Linked DNA regions of Homo sapiens: region 1 is linked to region 2. A link is an interaction called in ENCODE POLR2A ChIA-PET data of the cell type or tissue named here. Cell type or tissue: CD4-positive, alpha-beta T cell. All regions are shown on one strand. Links, peaks and the distances in the headings refer to the core of each region. The heading gives the core; the rest is flanking DNA.

The links. Peaks named below come from ENCODE experiments on the same cell type or tissue, not always from the same donor. Only the 100,000 strongest peaks of a DNase experiment are listed, where the experiment ranks them.
Region 1: POLR2A ChIA-PET joins it to region 2 with 11 read pairs; 10 of 35 experiments call an interaction of 5 or more read pairs at or near these places.

The regions. Positions count from the first base shown.
Region 1 is chr13:48,488,597-48,496,227 of GRCh38, forward strand. It overlaps RCBTB2 (RCC1 and BTB domain containing protein 2), which reads right to left. Exons shown (of 15, transcript NM_001268.4): 14 at 7,595-7,631; 15 at 367-1,655. The coding sequence ends at 1,515. Among named protein-coding and RNA genes, the nearest start is that of RCBTB2, 41 kb to the right of the region's middle. RefSeq lists enhancers at 484-623, 634-683, 4,885-4,964. In CD4-positive, alpha-beta T cell, for the core only: no CTCF peak of the experiment used is centred there; DNase peaks (open chromatin) are centred at 4,075 and 4,635; H3K4me3 peaks cover 3,545 bases; H3K27ac peaks cover 3,751 bases.
Region 2 is chr13:48,397,307-48,404,937 of GRCh38, forward strand. All of the region lies in intron 17 of RB1 (RB transcriptional corepressor 1), which reads left to right. It also overlaps a transcript of LPAR6 not described here. Among named protein-coding and RNA genes, the nearest start is that of LPAR6, 12 kb to the right of the region's middle. In CD4-positive, alpha-beta T cell, for the core only: a CTCF peak has its summit at 3,922; DNase peaks (open chromatin) are centred at 3,805, 4,395 and 6,025; H3K4me3 peaks cover 1,301 bases; H3K27ac peaks cover 3,836 bases.

The sequences.
Region 1 (7,631 bases), core at 1,024-6,023, 91 kb after region 2:
AATGCACCACTCTGGTGGGGGGTGTTGACAGCAGGGAAGGCTGCGCATGTGTAGGGCATGAGGCATAAGGGAAAACTGTGTTTTCTTCACAGTTTTGCTGTGAACCTAAAACTGCTCTACAAAAATAGTCTTCAAAAAAGTCACCTCACCAATAAAGAGCAGACCAAGACAATAATATGAATGATAATTAGGTTGTTTATAAGCTATTTGTGGTCTAGGGTGGGCTTTCCTATGAGACTTTATCCGAGTAACTGCTTGATAAGAGCATAATATATCCAATTTATTTATGTACATCTAAGAGACATGAGGTTGACATTTTATAATTTTGCTGCTGTTTTGGGATTAAAAAAAACCCCAACACATTTGTTCTGTTATCTGCAAATAAGCACTTTATTACCAAATAGTTCAGCATCAGAACAAGAATTCTAATTCCAAAAGGGTTTCCTTTACATTACATGACATTGTGAGATACACATTAGAAGAATCTGAGACTATGTTCCATTTCAGTTTCTCTTTTGCAATTAGGTAATTTGTTTTGATCTAAAAAGTACAAATTTATCTCATTCTTGTTAATGCTGTCCATGAAATGTAAGTATCAGTTCCTTCTCAGCTAGTGCTTTATAGTTATACTGGTGCCAGGTTAAGAGACCTATTTTATAGTGAGTGACATGAAAGTCAACTACAAGAAAAGCACATTGTCATTTTCATTTACAGAGGCAAGTCCCTCTTAACACAAAGAAAAGCAAAGGACCTTATGTGATTATGTAAGGCAGATCAGCCCAGGAATTTCATTCAAAGATAATACTTCATACTCCATAATCCCATGTGAGAAATTAATGAATGACTCCAAGTAAAAAGAAAATTAAAATTAGCCCTTGGGCCTTGACAATTTAATTGCCAGGGCCTTTTGTCAATTCTAAACAATGTTCTAAATTAGCCACAATTTCTCAGAATGATATACCAGAAGAATATGAACCTCAATAATTACAGGCTGTTTTAAGTTTATTTTGTGAAAGTTATTCCTTCTCCCAGTATTCCATGACTAAAGCTGTTCTCAGGACATACTGAAGATTTATAATAAATTGAGTGCCTATTATACACAAGGCACTGTGCTGAGTGCTGAAAATGTGGTAAGGACAGACAGCACTCCTTGTCAAGCTATCTATGTGGTATCAGCCAGCTGAATAATGGAACATTTGGGCCAGAATAGCATATACTGAGACCAGGGTACCAAAGGTGTCCAATTTAAGTGACTCAAAAAGAGGAAATGGTAAATAAGATATTTCAATTTTTTTTCCTTGACCTTAGTCACATCTGATCAGAACATTCAATGCTTTCTACATAAACTCTGGGTTTAGGCAGACAAAGACCACTCACCACCATCCTTCTTCTGACAGTTACAAGTACTCAGCCAAACATAGCTCATCATACATACTATTAATTAAAGAGAAGTGATTCATCTCTGGCTTTTGCAGGGGAAATGGAAAGGCTCAAAAACTTTCCTGCAGATGGGATCAATTTTTAAAGGCTCCAACTCTGCTTGCTTTGCTGATAAAGTTCTTCAGGAGATCATGGTCCATTTCTGCAAAACCTGATGTTTGTGTTACTACAGTCAGATGGTTTATGCAAAACCTGAAGCAGAATTCTTCTAAATCCTAGGAACAACAACAAAGATGGTTTAATAAATTCATATTTACTAATTCAATGCAACATAGCATGAAAATCGCTAAAACAAGTTAGGCAAAGAAAAAGGATTTAATAGGCAAGTGGAGGAAATGATGGCATGGTAATACCTAAAGAATAGTCATAAAAAGTATAACAAGTATGAATCATCTATGCTTGTAAAAATTTAAGTAGCACAGAGTAACATTCAAGTTCCTCCGCACTAACCTAGGTAAAGAATCTAACTTTTTCTTCCCAGAGATAGGCATGTGAGTGTGTGAATTCCTTGGTACCTTTGTCTAGTGACAGTATTTGTAACTGTTGATTTCACTTTCAATAATTGTTAAAAGCCCTATACTCCTCTTTTATATTTATATCAGCGTCTTTAAGTATGTCTGCCTATAAAGAGTTGATGGAAGAAAAAGGTAAGCCATAAAAAGCAGTAATGCCAAGAAATTGCTGCTCTGAAGTCATTAACAGGCCACCGCTTTTTCTCTTTATGAGACGACACAGGATGGGATGGATGGATTTGATCACACTACATATGCCTTCAATAATCTCAACTGGGAAAATGCTTTAAAGAAATCATGACTTCCAAGTCTCTGGTAAGAGAGACCCAACAGATTGGTGTTTTCTGGCTTACTGTAATGCACTCTGGGCCAAAGAATAATGCTGTAATAATTCTCTTGATTAGAACTATAACTTGAAAATCAGAATGAGGCTGACCAGATGCTTTTTGGCCCTGGAGAAGTGAGGGCAGGGTGCTGAGACCTCCAATATGCCTCAAACCCTAGGCTACTTGGCCTAGGACAAGATGCTGCTAGGTGGTGGTCAATTTTTAAAAGTTTCCTCTCCAAGCTACTGTAGGTAATTTATAAAAAATAAAAGCCCCAAATACTTTCTAAGCAATTACATATGAACATTACACACGATAGTCTTTTCTTCTTTAGACATAAATTATAGCAAATGCTGAAGATGGAAAAAATAAAAAAAATAGCAATGCTGATAGCCTTGCCAATGTACATATAAACCTACGGTACATTTTCTTTTAAGAAAAGAAAGAAACTATACTAGGAAAATGTTTATTTCATGCCTGAAGATAACTGGGCAGGCTGTTGGTACCACACCAGCAATATGATGTGTCTCTGTCCCAGGTAAGCCCTCAGTGATAAACAGGGAAAATTCACACACCCACTTGTCATCACAGCATACTATACATAAAAATGTGCTTCAATGATACATGCTGAATATCTCAGAGTCCATTTAAAATTATGTGCTGTTGCTTAAATTTTTAGAAATGACATTTTTGCCTACAGCACACAAAAGTGAAACCAGATAGAGATGCATCATCTCTTTGGCTGAAGTCTACAGAGAGGAATGGAGGAATTCATACCTACACCACACACATTAGAGTGTGTCTGGAGTTAGGTGGCTGGGCAGTTTGATGCCTCACAGATCTGGACAGCATCAGGAAAATTGCTAATTAATGGGAGAATGAAAGGACCCTAAAAAGTTATCACTTGGATCCATGCTCCTTTACTTTATTCTAGAGTGGGATCTTCCCCTAAATACTAAATTAAGGACAGGACTTGGAAAGAGTTCCTGTGATTCTAAGAATTCAATAAATTGGCATAGGGTGGTGGTACTGGTTATAGGGGAATTCTGTCCATAGAAAACAAGGCCCCCATTATTTTTCAGTTAAAGAATTGTAGTCTATTTTGAATGCTACCACTCTGTATGGCTTCATGTTCAAAATGGGGCCCTCTGTTCTGTCCTGCAGTCCTACCACATTCTCCTAGTTTGCTCATTCTCCTACAGGACTCTCATACTTCTCCCCATAAGCCTGACATCTCCCCTCTCATCCTCATCCTCAGCTGACATGACTTCCTATTTCACTGAGAACCAGAATCACTTGAAAAGAACCTCCACAAGCTCTCCCCACCACGTCTCCTTGCCTATTACAGAGAGGCCTGTGGATGCAATCTTCTCTGGATCAAAGGTCCAAGACCCTATAGAAAGCAGAGCCCTTGCTCTGTCACTAGATCCCACTGCTCCACCTACTAAGGGGCCCTGCTCTACCAACTGTCCCCTGCATCACTGGCTTGTTCCCCTTCACTGAGTCATTTGCATCATTAGACAAGCTTCCATTTCCCACATCTTAAAAAAGTAAAGATGTTTTACCTCAAATGCCCCAAAGCTCTTCCTTTTTATCTTTATAATAAAATTACCATGAAAAGCTGCCTCTATTCCCCATCTTCAGTTCCTCTACTTCCACGCTCCGATCAGACTTCCCGCCTCACTGCGCTAAAACTGCTTGCCAAGGCCCCTCCGGCGTTCTCATCGCCAAACCCACTCGTCAGTTCTCAGTCCTCGTGCAGACGTGCCAGCAGCATCTGGTGTGGTTCGGACTTCTTCCTTCCTGTTTCGCTTTCTTTCCCAGCCTGCAGGAAACGGTCTGCTGGTTTCTCTCTTCCGTTACTGCTCACTCCTCTTCAGTCTCCTTTGCTGGTGTCTCCTTATCTCCTTAACCTCTAAGCACAGAGTGCTCAGGACTTAATCTTCAAACCTGTCTCACGTCACTGCCTCATAGCTTTGACTTCAGCACATTTCTCTCTGACTTCCAGGCTTGCTTATCCAATTTGCTTATTAGACATTTCCATTTGGATGTCTAATAGACATCACATACTTCTCATATTCAAAACCAAATTTCTGATATTTCCCCCAAAATGTTGCTCCTATCTTCTATATCTCAATAGATGCCACTTTCATCCTTACAGCTGCTGAGGGACAGAACCTCCTCAGTCGTCTTTTTTTTCCTCACATCTAATCCATCCGCACATCCTGTTGGCTCTACTTTCAAAATGTATTCAAAATCTTAACCACTTTTTACCATCCCCACAGGTGATAACTTGGACCAATCCACCATCATCACTTACTGGATTATACAGCCTCCTAAGTACCCTCCTTCACACACACACACACACACACACACACACACACACTCTTCTCTCTCTCACCCTCTCTCTCTCTCCACACACACACACACACACACACACACTCTCTCTCTCTCTCTCTCTCTCTCTTCTCTTCTCTCTCTCACCCTCTCTCTCTCTCCCTACCTCCCTCCCTCCCTCCTCAACACAGCAGCCAGGAGGCAGGAGGATTACTTCAAATGCCCATCATATCTGCTCCTCTCCAAACCCTCTGATGGCCACTCACCTTGGAACTCTGATTCCTGAAACTTGCCTATGGACTCTGCAGGCCCTGCCTCCTCCCACACACGCCACTGTGCACCTCCACCGCACCATCTCCCTGCCTCATCAGCTACTTCCCTCCCCACTGTGCTCCCTCCACACCGGGCTTGCTTTTCCCAGAACACACCACCCACACCTCCTTCAGGTCTCTGCTTGAGTCACCTGCTCACTGATGTCTTGCCTCCCTGACCATTCTATTTAAAATTTCAACTTTCATCTCAGGATGGCATTCCCTAGGCTGTCTTCCCTGTCTTACTTCTTTCCATATCACTTGTCACCATCTGACATACTATATATCCTATTCATTTATTGATCACCTATCTCCCCTCACCAGAAATTCCCATGAGAGCAGAGATTTTGGATTGTTTTGTTCATTTGCAGTACCCCAGTGCGTAGGGCAGTGCCAGGCATGTAGCAGGCACTCAGTGAATATTTGTTGAATCCATGCATAAATACTCCTGATTTCAAAATACTGAGGACAATGGAGAATTGTAGTTAAACATGCGGTTTTAAAATGTGCCCAATCTTGGACTGTATCCCAGTTTTGCAGTTTACTAGTTTACTCAGATTACTTAATCTTTCCAAGCTTCAGTTTTCTCATTTATAAACTGGATCTAATATAATAATGCCTATGTCATATAAGGTTGTTTTGAGGAGTAAATGAAACATGAACTGTGCTTAGAATAATCCCTGGCTCATATTAATTATGTACTAAGTGACAGTCCAGCATGAGGGATAATAATTTGCTGAAAGAGCCCATTTCTTGCTTATTTGAGCCAGGCAAATCAAATACAGCACTGTTCTTTATTTACGAAAGCTTGTATTTTACATTAAGTACATATACAGTCTATTTTACTTATAGTCTATTATACTAATTTAGGGTACAGCAATTAGCTGGACAGGCTGTAGTACAACAGTGCATCTCTATAGGCAAAACTGAACATCCATGAAAGGGGTATTTAGTAGGTACCTACTCTGTGTCAGACACCGTCCTAGGCGCTGGGGATATGGTTGTGAGCAAAACAAAGTCCCTGCCATGCCTCAAAGAGCTTACTTTCTAGAAAACAGAGAGCTGGAAGGTAGCCAGACAAATAATTCACATAAATAGAGAATATAAAAAAGTATTAAAAATGAAGCCTGATTCAGATGCAAACACCACGTGCCACCATCTTGACATCTGAGATGGCCCTCCATCACCGTGGCTCATCACTGTGATGCTCAAGAATGGACTAGGAAAAGTGCATGGATTTTGTCTGACCATGAAACATTCTGTGTTGTAAGTGCCCAATATGTTATTGCCTTGATATAAAACATTCACTGTGCTGTTAAATGTCATTGTTTTGAGGTAGTACTTTTTTTTTAATGTTAAGTGAAAAAAAATCTAGGTTTCAAGTATTTACAAATATATAATGTGACATAAAACAAAAACTCAGAAGCTGTTATATGAAAGTGCTAATGTTCTCTGGTTGATGAGTCATTACCTTCCTCACTTTTTGTCTTTTACAAATTTTCTTTAATAAGCATAGTATTATTTATGTAAACAGAAAAAAAGTTATAACCTTTCATCTACTAAAATGTCTCTGTTTTCTTTGACCAAAGGAGAGGATATCCTTATACCAAAAGGAAACTGACTCGAAGATGTTACAGCCTGTTTCCTAAAGATTTGGTTCTAAGATTGGTTTTCTTTCCTTTCTTTATTATCATAACAATACATGGTCACTGTAAAAGTTAAAAAAAAATAAGCAAAGAGAAGAAAATAAAAATCACCCACAATCCCACCATTCAATGATAACCACTAAGCATAGTTTTCAGTCTTTTTTTCTATGTAGATAATGAATTTTAGTTTTTTATTCAGCTATTTATACTTTTTCAAAAAATAAAAATAGGATAAGTTTTTCACTTAGTGATATATCTTGAATAGCTGCATAATTTCTTGATATTAACATTTTATAAACAAGCCTCCACTATTCACACTAACCTTTTTCTGATTTTTCAAAATTATAAACTGCTGAAGTAAACACCTTTGAAGCTAAGTCTTTGTGCAAATCCATGATTAATTCCTCAAGATAAATACTTGTGAGTGAATTCCTTGAAGAATTATGTCTTTAATTTAAGGTGCTTAATACATATTATACCAAATTGTTCTCCATACCAATTTGTACTCTCATCAGCAGTTTAGGAGAACACCATTATTCTGATCCTATACATTATCTCTAAAAATATATTCCTGCTTTGACAGGTGAAAAGTTATACCTTGTTTTCATTTATGTTTTTTGTCTATTTATAGAGCCATTTGTTCTTTGGTCCATTTCTTTCAACCAAACTGTTCCTATTGTCTTTTTGTTTTTCACTCTGGTAAACAGACTTCATTATATGTTGCAAGTATTTTTCCCAGTGTCTCATTACTTTGTAAGTTTCTCTATGGTATTTTTAAGTGGATAAAAGTTTCTTATCTTTTTAAATCAGAGCTATAAATCCTTTATGGCTTCTGCCTTTGATGTCCATCCCAACATTATATAAATACTTGCTTATACGTTGTCTAGTACTCTTGTTACTTCATTTTTTAAAAAATATTAAATATTTCCTCTACCCAGACTTTCTTTTAGTTTAAGGTACGAGGCAGACACCTGGGTTCCATTTCTCCAGGAGGCCGGCAGCTGGAAGCAAGCTTTCCTTACCTGTGCATCATACTTCACCGCAGCCGAGAGCAGAGCG
Region 2 (7,631 bases), core at 1,559-6,558:
TGCAGCCATAAAAAAGGATGAGTTCGTGTCCTTTGCAGGGACATGGATGAAGCTGGAAACCATCATTCTCAGCAAACTAACCAGGAAGAGAAAACCAAACAACACATGTTTTCACTTATAAGTTAAAACTGAACAGTGAGAACACATGGACACATGGAGGGGAACATCACACACCGGGGCCTGTCAGGGGGTGCGGGTCTAAGGGAGGGATAGCATTAGGAAAAATACCTAATGTAGATGATGGGTTGATAGGTGCAGCAAACCACCATGGCACGCGTATACCTATGTAACAAACCTGCACATTCTGCACATGTATCCTAGAACTTAAAGTATAATAAAAAAACAGAAAATATTTAAAATATATCTTTCAAATTATCTTTTCAAATTTAAATCGAGGGTCATTTTATGTATGAGTATAATTTGTAATGAATAGCCCATAGTTTTAGAGTCCTGATTCATTGACAAACTTATAAACAAAATTTTAAGCTTTTTTGGTATTCTTTTGAAATGTCAAAATTGATGGGAAGCAAACACAAAAGGGAGAACAGTCTGTGGCTCTGAAAAAACCAAAAAGGATATCTGTTGTATGTTTGTATGGTGGGTCATTAACCTTTGGTGTACTTTGCAGAAGTATTTTAAGTATTTACCATTGGACATTATTTGTTTTAAGTTATATTTTGCTGAGAGCTACAACTCAGGAAGGCAAGTGAATTGTAAGATAACGATTAAGCCACATTTAACACTTTTTAAAAGCATGGGCCAGGACAATGAAGCAGTATGATGCCATATATACTTTTACACAACAGCCATGCTAATATAATGATAAAGCAATTATGCTATATTTTTAAAAGCTTCTCATGAATTACCTAAAATAACCATGTATTTACTTTTCTTTGCCAGAAAGAGGAAACATTTTATTTTAATTTTAAAAAATTCAATTCTGAAAACATAGCTAAAGCTTTAACCTTTCTCACTCTGACCCAATATATTCCTAATATAGCTTTGCCCTTGACTTCCACAGCTAAATACTAGTTTCTCAAGTGATTTAGGAGACTTGACTTCATTATTCAAAACTGAAATTATTTAGCTTGTTCTAAATGCAACTTTGCTTCCCACTATGTCTATTTTTCCATTACTTTTCAAATCATCTGGGCTTAAATACTGAGCACTTTCTCCTTTTCTTTCTCAATAGTTTGATAGAGTCCTGTAATTTTTTTTTAAAGCTGTCTCTCATATTTATTATATTATTATTTTAATATACTTCATTACACTTCCCTAGAACAGATCATCAGCTCTCTTTAAGTAATTTGTCTGAGGTCACCCAGTTGGCATTTGAACTCATATTGGTTTGATTCCAAATTCCATACTGGTTTCTAGTAAAGGTCTCTGTCACTGTACTACATTATTTCTGTGAAATCATTCATGCTGTTTTTACTACCTCTATAATATATAGTCAGGCATATGGGACAGTATAAAGGGAGCAATACAAATAGTAAGTTAATTTTATTCTAAGTGAAAGCATAATATGTATGTGTATTTTTTATCCTGAGTAACAAGGGAAGTGTTTTGCCTAGGAGCTAATAAGTAACAAGAAAGGGAAAAGTAACATTTGTTGACTAGCTCCTTTGTGCAGTGCACTGTGACTATTGGTCTGGCTTATTCCTCAGGAAGAAGGATTAAAAGAAGACTTTACAAAAATGAGCAAACTATATTATAAAAGTAAATGCTAGTATGCATATATGTTTCATTCATGCAACTCCTAGAAATGAGAATTTACTATAAGTGTTTTCAGAATCCACAATAATTTAGGTTGAAATTAGGTATTTGGATCAACTTTCAAGGGAAGGGGTGACAATGAGGTGAAATAGACATCTAGATTGTTTTCGTAGACTGAAACATTGGACCTGAGGTTTTTGTTGTTGTTTTACTCTTTCTCTGTTTTTAGTAAAAGATTCCAGGTATGCCTAAAGTCATCTTCTATACGAATGCAAAAATGTAACGACAAAGAAGGGAAAATAAAAGAAGGCAATATCTTAGGAATAAATATTTTATAGTGACATTATTTTTCTGCTAGTGAACTAATAATCTACAAAAATTTTAAGATAGATAAGCAGAAAGAATACAAACAAAAAAAGATAGTAATTTAACTCATATGAATAATCATCCACTGAAATGTAGCAAGGATATGCTACATATGAAATGTAATTAGATGATTGCTTAAAGATCTAGGAATATAAGCTCAATGTAATAAAATAACTTTCTTCATCATTGTTAAGGATTAATAAGGCATTAAATGGGTTTTCATGTGGGTCCTCATATGTTAAAAAGGACAACAATAAGAAAATCTAAAGAAACTGAGATAACTTATAAATCAATGCAGGTATTCTGTGTTAAATGCTTATGTAAGCCTGAGTTCTTCATCCAGATCTGTTTATGATTTTAAACATAAAATCATTTTCATTTCTAAACCTTTGCTCAAGTAACTTGTAGTACCTGAGTCCTATGTCTGATCCCTAAGTCTATTCTTTTCTCTATGTATCTATACCCTTCTTTAATTTTAAAACACTCTGACATATGAAAAAATGCCAGAGTTTACTGTAGAGAAATATTCATAACTTGTCTATTCATGTCACTCCTCCCCACCACACCATCCATATTATACACATTACCCATTCTCTTTGTTCATTAATTGGCAAAAGGGACTAAGAAATTCAAGGATGTCCAAAAATAAAAAACAAACAAAAATCTAACAACTCAGGAATGTCCTGTAGGTAGCTCATAGAAACTTAGTTTAGGAAGTAGTGCTCATCACTTGCTTACTTCTTTGGAAGTTTGTCTGATAATTATACAGACCAGCATCAAAATAACTCTCATTTATGTGTGTGACATTTCAGTGTAGAAGTAATAATAGGTAATGTTTTTGCATATGTCCTATTATAGGTACTGTTAAAAGTGCTTCAGTGTATTAACTCATAACTTCTCACAACTCTATGAAATAGATTCTGTCATCACTGTTTCACAGATGGAGAAACTTTCCTGTGTCCACAAAACTGGTTGGTGACAGAGCCAGAATTTTAACTCAGGCTATCTGGTTCCAGAGACTATACTTTTAGCCTCTATGTTGCCTTTTAGTGTATATTAGTTTACTGTTTGGTATGTGCATTGTCATGATTCGTTTATTTGCTCATGTTTTATCTGTGTTTGTATTTTTGTGTTTGTGAGTGTTACTATGCTATGGCAAAAAGGGCCTAGACTTTGAATTAGCGGATCTTACTTAATATTCACAGAAGCCTGGAAGTGTAAACACTGCTATCCCTATTTTATAGATAAAGAGACCTGAGGTCCAGAGATGTCATGTAACTTGCTTTGGTGTGGTTCTGAACAAATTATGTCTCTGTATCTCAGGTTTCCTTGTATGTAAAATAGGGATAACTTTCAGTTGTTGTGAGGAATAAATGAGCATTTATGAGAATAGTAATTAGAAACATAACAATTAATTGTTAGTACCCTTCATTCCTTTTCCTCTGCTATACAGTGATTTCATAAGAACAGAGAACCGAGGATTCAGTTACACAGTATTAACCTGTTTATCTTGGCTTACTATAAGTACAGAGAATTTTTCTCTTCTCTTGAGGCACCCCTCCTCCCCCATCACCTTCTCAAAATGGAAAAAGTTCAGGGGGAAAAGGCATCATGGGACTCCAGCATTGTTAAGTATGGGCAGTGTTCACTGTTATATTACAGTTGGAATTTGTTATGTTGCTTTAGTTATGAATCATGTCAGTAATTACCCTGAGGGTGGTGTTAGTTCACTATTCAAGTACAAACAAGAAGGGAAGTAGCAATGGTAGAAGAATAGCTAGGACATACTCTCTGTACCTAACCTGTGGGATGGAAGCACATATACTCTTATTCAGAGAATTTTATAAAGAGTCATGATGTTAGATAATTACTTGAATTTAGTTTTAGAATTTTCAGTTTGTAAACTTACAGTCAAATCTTAACTGGAATTGTGAGGAAGGGCTCTAGAATTCTGGATATGCAAGAAACAAAGAAGAGAAATAGGAGAAATCGATCCTAATTAGTGTGGCTTCTGAATTTCTGCAGCAAAATAAAAGGCTGTTATTAATTATTGAGTTTACTAAAATTTTAGAACTACTCTAAGGCAATTATGCTTCAATCATCTAAGCTTACTTACCTTTAATTATAAAATAGAACAACTTTTTGGCATTTCATTTTTCCAACTATTTATAGCATGTTTTAAAAACTCTGAACTGTCACGACCCAGTCTGTTTCAACATACACATTTGTGGTCCTTGGTGTTGTTACTAATTTACTTAATTGGGTCTTCATATTTTCAGCTTTTCTCAGAAATGGCCAAATATCAAAGGTATTTTTGGTGTCTTCCTGTAAGTGCTAGATTTAGAACATGATAAGGAAACGTAGAATAGGAAACAGCTGGATTTGTTTCTTAGCCTTTTCAAAAAAGCCTTTTCTTACTTTGCTAAGTTTCAGTGGTTCTTATCTCCACTAAATATAACAACAAATTTATCTTTAAGATTTTGATTATATTCCTTAAGAATTCTTCAAAGACTAACATAAATCTGTCTTGCTATCTTTTAAGTCTGGTCATTTTATCATTATGCCCTTTTCTTATTTTAAGATAATTTAATTGTCTAAAAGTTTTTAAATTTACATATTAAGTAATGATAGTTTTTATATTAGGTTTTATCATTTAGTTTTTTTCTTTTAAACATTAAGATGAAAAAGGTGGAGAAGTGAAATTACTTGTCTTTTACATGAGTCATAAACAAAAATGAACATAGGATACACTAATCCAATACTGAACTTACTATCTGTTCTTGAAAATATAATTTTTTTGCATTATCTTTTTCATAGGAATATCAGACACCTTTAATAGTGTACACTTTTAGATTGGCATCTGATTTAGTTGAACCCACATATTTTAACGGGGTCTTCTGAAAATAAACGTTTGCACATTTCAGTTCCAATGAAGAACAAATGGCCTGGGGAAGGGATGGAGAGTGGTAAAGAAATCCCTTGTAGAAAACCTTTTTTTTTTTTTAAACAGATGAGTCTCACTCTGTTTTCCCAGGCTGGAGTGCAATGACACAATCATAGCTCACTGAAGCCTTGAACTCTTGGGCTCAAGTGATCCTCCCACCTCAGCCTCCTTAGTAGATGTGACTACAGGTGTGAGCCAACACACCCAGCTAATTTTTTTTATTCTTTGTAGAGACGGGGTCTTGCTGTTGCCCAGGCTGGTCTCAAACTCCTAGACTCAAGTGATCCTATTGCTTTGGCTTCCCAAAGTGCTGGGATTAGTCATGAGCTGCCACTCTTGGCCTACAGAAACTATTTATATGTGTCCTTTGCTTTATTTTTCTTTAAATGCAGGTCCATTTTTTCCCCTCGTTTTAGGTAGCTAAGATTATATTGAATCATGTGTGTTTCAGTCTTTGTCATCTCAGGAAGTCTTATGAGACCACAACATAAAGTATAGTAATTTTTGTCCAATAATTTTGGCCATTAGCAAAAATTACCTATATGACATATAAATCAAATGGTATAATTTTTTAGTGCTAAGTCTTAAGTAGTATTCATTTTTATTTAAATAAATTGCTTCTGTTCGTAAAGTACTATATATAAAACCTTTTTACCTTTTTTATATATAAAACCTATGATTCATAGGTTTTATGTCCTATTAAAATATGAGCTAACAATAATTGGTAAAATTAGTTGGAAAATTATCAGTTTTAAAAGAAAATTAAATTGAAGGTTATGTTGTTAGTAATTTAAAGATCTCCTGTGTTTTGATGTAAAAACACTATTTTTTAGCAGCAGTCAAAGGGCTTAAGTAGTATGACTTTTTGTGTAACTTGGATTGTGCAATTGCTTTTAAAAATGAAACTATTTCTCATTTATAATGAGATAATGGAACTCAGTGTATCGGAAGAGCAGACTGAACACACACTTCTACCTCCTTTCTCCCCGCAAACCCTACAGAAGTGACAAAAAAGACACATATCACAGGGGAGTGAAACCCAGCAGTACTCAGACTGTGAAGCAGAAAAACTGTGGAGGGAAGTGGAGGAGTTGATTCATTTTTTTAGTATAAAAAATAAATGATGAGTGTATTGTGGATACAATAAAGTAGAGAAAACCACAGCACACAACACCCCCAGGAAAGGGGACTGGTGGAAGTGGGAGTCTTAGAGAGCCCCCAAGCTCAAAGTAGCAGATACAGAGAGTGGGGCAATAATCAGGAAGGTTTTCTAAAGTGCTGTTTGGCAATGGTCCTCAAACTTGAGCATGCATCAAAATTACCAGGAGGGCTTGTTAAAACACATATTACAGATTGCTGGGCCCAGTCACAAAGTTTCCAGTGTAGGGTCCAAGAATTTGTATTTCTGATATGTTTCCAGGTGATACTGATGCTGCTGGTCTGGGTACTACACTTTGTGAGCAACATTTTAAGAACATGAAACACCTGGACCAGTCCCCCATCTAAGGCCATGCCAGCCTATGAGAATAAAAAAAATGCACCTCTGTAGTCCCAGCTACTTGGGAGGCTGAGGAGGGAGGATTGCTTGAGCCTGGGAAGTTGAGGCTGCAGGGAGCCGTGACTGCACTACTGCATTCCAGTCTGGGTGACAGAATGAGACACTGTCTCAAAGAAAAACGAAAAAAAAGCACCTTCCTCTTTACTAATGGATTATAAAAAGATGCCGTCCGGACACAGCAACCCTAAGCTTGGTATGCAGAGTTTAGGCTGAAGCCCCATGCTGTTGTGCAGTGCATAAACTGTACAGATACAAGCCCGCGCCCACCTTCAAATTTTGTGTACACTTACAGACACGGGGCTAGGGTTTCCTGATGGTGCCAAAGAGAGAAGCAGAACAGAAATTGAAGTAAACCGAGACTTCTGTAACAGACCTAAAGAAAAAGAAATAGGAAAGGCAGTTCTTCCTAGGAGGAAAATACAACAAAGTATTGTACTGGTAGGTTATGTAGTTCCTTACTTTGGTATTTTCAGGTACCTCAGTTCAATATTTATTCATTACCATAAGAAAGACCAGAGGAAATGGAGGAGAGAAAATAATAAAAAAGAACAGAAAAAAAAAATTCCAAAACTAATGAAAACCAGGGGGCTTCAGATGGAAAGGGCCCATAGTGCCAAGCATGATGAATGAATGTGGATACTTTTTGTTTTTTTTTAATGACAGTCTCGCTCTGTCGCCCAGGCTGGAGTGCAATGGTGTGATCTCCGCTCACTGCAACCGCTGCCTCCTAGGTTCAAACGATTCTCCTGCCTTAGCCTCCTGAGTAGCTGGGATTACAGGCACGAGACAACGCGCCCAGATAATTTTTGTATTTTTAGTAGAGACGGGTTTTCACCATGTTGGTTAGCCTGATCTTAAACTCCTGACATCGTGATCCGCCTGCCTCGGCCTCCCAAAGTGCTGGAATTATAGGTGTGAGCCACCCCACCCAGCAAAAAATTCAGAATTCTAAAGATAATGAGAAAATTATAAAAGCTTCCAGAGAGAAAAAGTAAGCTATTTTAGGGGAATGAGATCCAGATCAGCACAGAAGTTCTCATTAGGAAT